Linked DNA regions of Homo sapiens: region 2 is linked to region 1. Evidence: read pairs that join two places in POLR2A ChIA-PET (ENCODE). Cell type or tissue: PC-9. All regions are shown on one strand. Links, peaks and the distances in the headings refer to the core of each region. The heading gives the core; the rest is flanking DNA.

The links. Peaks named below come from ENCODE experiments on the same cell type or tissue, not always from the same donor. Only the 100,000 strongest peaks of a DNase experiment are listed, where the experiment ranks them.
Region 2: POLR2A ChIA-PET joins it to region 1 with 6 read pairs; 2 of 35 experiments call an interaction of 5 or more read pairs at or near these places.

The regions. Positions count from the first base shown.
Region 1 is chr20:17,580,586-17,584,992 of GRCh38, reverse strand. All of the region lies in intron 1 of DSTN (destrin, actin depolymerizing factor), which reads right to left. Among named protein-coding and RNA genes, the nearest start is that of DSTN, 13 kb to the right of the region's middle. In PC-9, for the core only: no CTCF peak of the experiment used is centred there; no DNase peak of the experiment used is centred there; H3K27ac peaks cover 805 bases.
Region 2 is chr20:18,421,113-18,425,519 of GRCh38, reverse strand. The region is part of intron 10 of DZANK1 (double zinc ribbon and ankyrin repeat domains 1); the gene reads left to right. It also overlaps the pseudogene GCNT1P1. Among named protein-coding and RNA genes, the nearest start is that of DZANK1, 44 kb to the left of the region's middle. In PC-9, for the core only: no CTCF peak of the experiment used is centred there; no DNase peak of the experiment used is centred there.

The DNA of each region.
Region 1 (4,407 bases), core at 314-4,313:
TAATACTAAAAAAACAGACAGCCCAAAGAAATAAAAACAGGAGAACTGCAAAGTAAATGATAGTATATCCACAGGATAGTTCCTGATGCAGCTGTTAAAATCATGTTTATGCCAAGTTTTGAAAAGCATGTGGGAAATACTTATGACTTACTTTCAGTGAATGAAGAAGCTGGATATAAAGTTACATGTACAGTATAATCTCAATTATGAAAAACAGTACAGAAGAAAAAGAAGTTCCACAATTTTATCTCTAAAAGTGAGGCTATAACTGATTTTTATCTTCTCTCTAGTTTTCTATATTTTCTAAGTTTTCTCTGGTAAGCCTTTTTTTTTTTTTTTTGAGACGGAGTTTCGTTCTTGTTGCCCAGGCTGGAGTGCAATGGCGTGACCTCGGCTCACTGCAACTTCCGCCTCCTGGGTTCAAGCGACTCTCCTGCCTCAGCCTCCCGAGTAGCTGGGATTACAGGCATGCGCCAACACGCCCGGCTAATTTTTTTGTATTTTTAGTAGAGATGGGGTTTCTCCATGTTGGTCAGGCTGGTCTCGAACTCCCAACCTCAGGTGATCCGCCTGCCTCAGCCTCCCAAAGTGCAGGGATTACAGGCGTGAGCCACTGTGCCCTGCAGGTAAGCATATTTTTTTATATTAGAAATACACACACCTTTTTGATTCAGTGATTTCATACCTAGGACTCTCTTTTGAAGAAATGCAAGATTTATGCACAAGATGACAGAGTATTTCTTATAAAAATAAATTTAACATGAGGGTGATGTACATGCATGATATTATTAAACAATTTAAGTAGTTTTTACAGATATATTCTATATACCATGAAATTTACCCGTTTAAAGTGTAGTAAATTCAGTGGGTTTTCAGTATAGTCACAAAGTTGTGCATCCATCACCACCACTTCCTAATCTTAGACCATTTTGAACACCACAAAAAGAAACCCTGGGCTGGGTGTAATGGCTCATGCCTATAATCTCAGCACTTTGGGAAGTTGAGGCAGGAAGATCACTTGAGTCCAGGAGTTCAAGACCAACCTCGGCAAAATAGTGAGACCTCATCTTGACAAAAAAACTTTTTAAAATTGCCAGGGATGGTGGTATGGGCCTGTAGTTCCAGCTATTCAGGAGGCTGAGGTGGGAGGATCACTTGAGTCAGCGTGGTAGAGGCTGCAGTGAGCTATGCTCATGCCACTGCACTCCAACCTGGGTGACAGAGACCTTGTCTCAAAAAAAAAAAAAAAAAAAAAAAGAAACTCCAAACCCATTAGCAGTCATTCCTCATTCCCACTCCCACCCACCCCAGCCCTTACTAACCACTAATGTACTTTCTGTCTCTATGGATCTGTGTATTCTGGACATTTTGTATAAATGGAATCACACAATATGTCATCTTTTGGGACTGGTTTCTTTCACTTAGCATATTTTCAATGTTCATCCACGTTGTAGCATGTATCAGTATTTCATTTCTTTTTATTGCCAAATAATATTCCCTTCCCTTGCATGGATATACTACATTTATCCATCTATCCATCAACTGATGAACACTGGGTTATTATCACTTTTGGCAACTATGAATAATAATGCTATGCACATTTGTGTACAAGTTTTTGTGTGGACATACATTTTCATTTTGCTTGGATATGTAGGTAGGAGTAAACTGCTGAGTCATACGGTAGCTCCCAAGTTTAATTTTTTCAGGCACTGCCAAACTATTTTCCAAAATTACTGCGCCATTTTACATTCTCACCAGCAATGTATGGGTGCTCCAACTTCATAGCCTGGCCAACATTTGCTACAATAATCTTTTCATTATAGCTGTCTTAGCAGGTACAAAGCAGTATTTGCGGTTTTGATCTGCATTTCCCTAATGGCTAATGATGTTCTGCATTTTTTTCCATTGGCTTATTAGTCATTTGCACATCTTTAGAGAAACAGCTATTCAAATCCTTTGCCCAAACAAGTGGGTTTTTGATTGTTGAGTTGTAAGTCCTTTAATATATTCTACACACAAGCTCCTTGTCAGGTATATGATTTGCAAACATCTTTTCCTATTCTGTGGGTTGTGTTTTCATTTCCTTGATGGTGTTCTTTGATGAACATTTTTGAATACAATGAAGTCCAATTTATCTATTTTTGTCACTTGTGCTCTTGGTGTCATTGCCTAGAAAGGCCAGGAAAACTACCAACAAAAATTGCCTAACACAAGTTCACAGAGATTTATACCTATGTGTTCTAGAAGTTCATAGCTTTAGTGCTCACATTTAGATTTATGATCCATTTTAAGTTAAATACAACATACAGTATGAAGCAGGGATCCAAATACGTTCTTTTGCATGCGGATATCCAATTGTGCCAGCACCATTTGTTGAAAACACTATTCTCCCCCCAACTGAATTATCCTGGCACTCACGTCACACTGGGAAATGGGAAATACAGTTTTATCCTTTATAGATTAACTCAAGTGTGTGAGAAAAATCTATATTGGCAGTCTCCAGATAGTCACTCTCTCATTCCCTTATTTTCATCATAATACGTATAAAATCTGCAATTATCTTATTTGTTTACTTATTTCTTAACTGTCTCTCCCATTAGAATGTATACTTCGGGGCCGGGTGTGGTGGTTCACACCTGTAATCCCAGCACTTTGGGAGGCTGAGGCAGGCAGATCATGAGGTCAGGAGTTTGAGACCAGCCTGGCCAACATGGTTGAAAACCCATCTCTACTAAAGATATAAAAAATTAGCGAGGCGTGGTGGCGCGCACCTGTTAATCCCAGTAGTCAGAAGACTGAGGCAGGAGAATCGCTTGAACCTAGGAGGCGGAGGTTGCAGTGAGCCAAGATCACGCTATTGCACTCCAGCCTGGGCAACAGGGTGAGACTCAGTCTCAAAAAAAAAAAAAAAAAAATGTATATTTCATAGAGACAGGGACTTTTTCTTGTATATTATTGAATCTCTAGAGCCTACAACAACAGTGCCAGGTTCCTAGAAGGTAGTTAATAATTACTTCTTGAAAAAATGAGAATATATATTAAATGGCTTAAAAGAAAATGTCCCAAATGTTAATACTTTGGTTGGAACTGTCATTACAGCTAAATTTTTCTTAATGTTCTACAATGAATATATACTACTTTTATATAATCAACTATGAAATTATGGTATTTTAAAGATTTATAAAACTTTTGAATCAATTTTTTTATTCCTCAAAATTCTAAGAACCTCAATTTATGCTAAACTATTTTGTTTTAGTTCTTTTATAGGACCTCAAGCATAGTGACACCATCAAATATCTGGTAGATCAGGTCTAAGCCTTACGAGCCATCTTTGATAGTCTTCTTTCCCTTATGCCACACATCCAAATTATCATTAAGTCCTTCCAGCTCTACCCCCAAAATATATATCCAATCTTACCACCTCTCATTATTAACAAATCTTAATTCAAGCTACCACCATCTACCATCTGAATAAAGCAATAGTTGGTTGTGTTGTTGTTTGTTTGTTTAGGGACAGGGTCTCGCTTTGTCACTCAGGCTGGAGGGCAATGGCGTGAACTTGGCTCACCATAGCCTCGACCTCCTGGGGTCAAGTAATCTCCTGCTTCAGCTTCCTAAGTAGCTAGGACTACAGGTACGTGCCACCATGCCTGGTTATTTATGTTTTATTTTTTGGTAGAGACGGGTTCTCTCTATGTTGCCCAGGGTAGTCTTTAACTCCTGGCCTCAAGTGATCCTCTCACCTCGGCCTCCCAAAGCATTGGGATTACAAGCATGGGTCACCACACACAGCCAGCAATAGTTTCTTAATTGGTCTTTGTCCCCATTTGTATGTCTCTACACATCAACCACAGGGATAAATCATATCTCGCTCCACTACACTACTTAACACCTCCCCACCATCACACACCCAATGGCTTCCTGGTGTCATCAGAATAAAATTCAAATTCCTCACCTTTGACCTAATGGCCCTTTCTGGTCTAGTTCTTGCCTATAATCTATTTTCTACTTATTTCCCCCTTGTTGACTGAATGCTAACCACACAAGCCTTTTTTCTGTCCCTGGCAAATGTCAAGCTCATTCTCTTCTACAGGCCCTTCTACTTAAGAGTTCCTTCTGCCCTAAATGCTCTTCACATAGCTAGCTCTTTATTGCCATGTAAGTCCTACCTCAAAAGAGGCCTTCTCTAAATTCTAGCTAAAGTAGCCCAACTCTTCCAGTACTTCCCATTTTTTTTTTTTTTTGAGACGGAGTTTCACTCTTGTCCCCCAGGCTGGAGTGCAATGGCACGATCTCGGCTCACTGCAACCTCCGCCTCCCGGGTTCAAGTGATTCTCCTGCCTCAGCCTCCCAGAGTAGCTGGGATTACAGGCGCGTGCCATCACACCTGGATAATTTTTGTATTTT
Region 2 (4,407 bases), core at 126-4,125, 840 kb before region 1:
GGGTGCAGTGGTGCAGTCTCGGCTCACTGCAACCTCCGCCTCCCTGGTTCAAGCGATTCTCCTGCCTCAGCCTCCTGAGTAGCTGGGATTACAGGCACATGCCATCACGCCTGGCTAATTTTTGTATTTTTAGTAGAAACGGGGTTTCACCATGTTGGCCAGGCTAGTCTCAAACGCCTGACCTCGTGATCCGCCCAACTCGGCCCCACAAAGTGCTGGGATTACAGGCTTGAGCCACTGCGCCCTCTGACAAGATACCTTTTAATGTCGTCTAATCACGGACAGTCTAAGAGTAGTTGATTTGAGGGAACTCCTTTTGTTTCCAGCTTTATTGAGATATGATTTATATGCAGTAAAATTCACCTATTTTAATTGTACAGTTTGATGAATGTTGGTAATTATATATAGCCATTTTAACTACCACCACAATGAAGATATTTAACAGTTCTATTTACCCTGAAAAGTTTTCTCATTCTTCTTTCTAGTTGAGCCACTTCCCTGGTCACCAGACCCAAAAAATACAGATCTGTTTTGACACTATGATTTTGTCTTTTATGGAAGTATGTAGTTTTTTGTGAGTGCTTCATTTCCTTCACTTAGCAGAATGTTTTTGAGGTTCGTTCATGTTGTTGCATGTATTGATTTTTTTTTTCATTTTGATTGTTGAGTACTATTCCTCAGTATGGATCTACTGGTTGATTCATCCACAGGTACTCATGCTGTTTCCAGTGCCGGCACACTATGAATAATGCTGCATTACATGCAAATCTCTGTGTGGGCATAGTTTTCATTTTTCTTAGGTAAATACCTAGGAGTAGGATTGCTGGGTCCTATTTAAACGCATGTTTAATTTTATAAGATACTGCCCTATATGAAACTGGAACCTTCATATATTGCTGGTAGGAACAGAAGTGGTATACATTCATATATTGCTGGCATATCACTTGTGTTTCTACTAGCAATATATAAAGGTTCCAGTTTCTCTGCATCATCTCCAACACTTGATATCACCTGTCATTTTTTTCTTTTCTTTTCTTTTTTTTTTTTTTTGTTGTTGTTGTTATTGAGACGGAGTCTTGCTCTGTCGCCCAGGCTGGAGTGCAGTGGCACAATCTTGGGTCACTGCAACCTCCACCTTCTGGGTTCAAGCCATTCTCCTGCCTCAGCCTCCCAAGTAGCTGGGACTACAGGTGCCTGCCACCATGCTTGACTAATTTTTTTGTTGTATTTTTAGTAGAGATGGGGTTTCACCATATTGGCCAGGCTGGTTTTGAACAACTGACCTCAGGTGATCCACCCGCCTTGGCCTCCCAAAGTGCTGGGATTACAGGCATGAGCCACCGCGCCCGGCCGGTATCACCAATCATTTTAATCATGATATTCCCTTTTTACCATTTTAATGTATGTAGGATCTATTCCCCTCTTTCATGCCTGATATTTGTAATATGTGTGTTCTTTCTTTATCATTCCTTCTCTCTCTGTCTGGCTTGTAAATTTTATTGATCTTTTCAAGATCTAGCTAGATCTTTTCAAAGAACTAGCTTCTGGTTAATTCATTTGCTCTATTTTTTTGAATCCTATTTTTTTTATTTTGCTCTTTATTTATTCTCTTTTCTTTGGGTTTAATCTGATTTTCTTTTTCTAATTTTTAAGATGAGAACTCAAATTATTCATTTCAAATTTTTCTTATTTTCTAACACAAACTATAAATTTCTAAGAACTTCTTTGGCAGCATCCTATGTATTTTCATTATAATTCAGTTTAAAACATTTTCTCATTTATCAGTGATTTCTTCTTTGACCTATGACTTATTTATTTGATTCCAAAACATATGCACTTTCTCTACTTATCTTACTCTTATTGAGGTCAAATTTAATTCCATTAATGGTCAGAGAGCACACTCTGTATAATTTCAGTTATTTTAAATTAATGAGGTTTATTTTATGGCCCAGCATCTAACTTGGAAAACATATCAGGTGCATTTGAAAAGAATGTGTGTTCTGTCATTGTTGCGTATTCTATAAATATCAATTAAATCAATGTGGAATGTTGCACAGATATTATATATCTTTGCTTATTTTTGTCTAGTTTTTCTAGCAAATAATGAAAACGGGGTATTGGAAAGCTCCAACTATAGGAAGTGAAAGACTTGTACATTAAAAACTATAAAACATTGATGAAGGAAATTGAAGAACACACAAATATAGTAATGCATCACTTAATGACAGGGAAACATTCTGAGAAATGCATTGTTAGGTTGTTTCATTGTTGTGTTAGCATCATGGCATGTACAGTACTTTCACAAACCTAGATGGTATAGCCTACTGCATACCTAGGCTATCTGGTATAGCCTATTGCTCCTAGGTTGCAAACTTTACTCAGTGTTCTAGGCACTTGTAATACAAATCACAAGGTGATAGAGGTTTTTGGCTTCTATAAAATATGATGGGGCCCACTGTCATATGTGGAGTTCATCATTGACCAAAATATCATTATGTCGTGCATGACTATAAATGGAAAGATATCCCATGTTCATGGACTGGAGGAATTAATATTGTTAAAAAGTCCATAATACCTAAAGAGAGATCTACAGATTGAATGCAATCCCTATCAAAATTTTGCTGACATTTTTCACAGAAATAGAAAAAAATCTTAAAATTTGTATGGAACCACAAAAGACCCTGAATAGCCAAATCAATTTTGAGAAAAAAAAAAAAAAAGAACAAAGCCAGAGACATCACACTTCCTGAGCTACTATAAAGCTATACAGGCTGAGTATCACTTATCTGAAATAGTTGGGACCAGAAGTATTTGGATTTTAGGTTTTCTGGACTTTGGAATATTTATGTATTTATAATGAGATATCTTGATGATGGGACCCAAGTCTAAACATGAAATTCTTTATGTTTCTTATACACGTTATACAAATGGCCTGAAGGTAATTTTATATAATATTTTAAATAACATAGTGCATGAAACAAAGTTTTGACTGCATTTCAACTGTGACCCATCACATAGGTCAGTTTGGATTTAGGACCATTTTAGATTTTAGATTTTCAGATTAGAGATATTCAGCATATAGTAATCAGAACAGCATGGTACTAGCATAAAAACAGGCATGTAGACCAATGGACAAGAATAGAGAGCCCAGAAATAAATTCATGCATCTACCATCAATTGATTTTCAACAAAAGTGCCAAGAACACACAATGGGGAAAGGATAGTCTCTTCAATAAGTGGTTTGGGAAAAACTGGATATTTACATGCAGAAGCATGAAATTAGATCCTTATCTCACACCATATACTAAAATCAACACAAAATGGATTAAACTGAAAAACTTCTATTGGAAAACATAGGGAAAAAGCTTATGACATTAGTCTGGGCAATGATTTTTTTCGGATATGACCCCCAAAGCACCGGCAACAAAAGCAAAAAATAGACAAACAGAATTACATCAAACTAAAAAGCTTCTGCACAGCAAAGGAAACAATGAACACAGTTAAGAGACAACCTACAGAATGGAAGAAAATATGTTCAAACCATACATCTGATAAGGGATTAATATCCAGTACATATAAGGAACTCAAACAACTCAATAGTAAGTAAACAAATAATGCCATTAAAAATGGGCAAAGGGAGCAGTCCTGCATGGCTTCTGCTAGCAGAAGCTGCATGGTAGGGCAAACTGCTGTGCTCTGGGGCCAGATGATGCTCCAGGGTGGATGAGGCACCTGCAAATCCAGCTGAGCATTGCAAGCCACCCAGGGAGAGATTTTTTCAAAAGCCTATGGGACATACCATTATTCCTGGATGCCTAGTACATTTAAGATGCCTGACAGCATGAAAAGTACTTGGAATAAGTGCAGGATGTCACCTGGAATCAGAGTCCTAAGTGATCTGGACTTTCCTTAATTCTAAATGCGGCATTCTTCATTTCAAGGTGCCTTTGAGCTTCTGATAAATGCAAACTGACAACCCTCAAGGCACAATGGAGGGGAAATAGTTGGTGCTTAAAGCCTAGAAGACTGCCCTTAACCAAGCAAAGTCCCTGATTGGCATTTGAAATGCTGAGGCAGTTGCTGTGGAGACATTTTTCTTATCCCACTAAATACCACTTTGTGGTTCTTATTTTTTCCCTAGTCACCTCCGTTTTAAGGATTCATCAAAAGTCCAAATCTGTAAGCGTCACATATGTGGAGCTTGTTGGAGAGAATCCTAGTAGTCATATTAATTGCACCAAAGTTTTACGGGGGGGATGTAGATGAAATCCAAAAGGTAAAACTTGAGATGCTAACAGTGAAATTTACTAAGTGCCCTTGGTGTATACCTGACGGCTTTATAAACATGACCAGTTATGTACTTCTTCATGTACTTCTTTCATCAAGAGATGTAGATATATTGTAGAA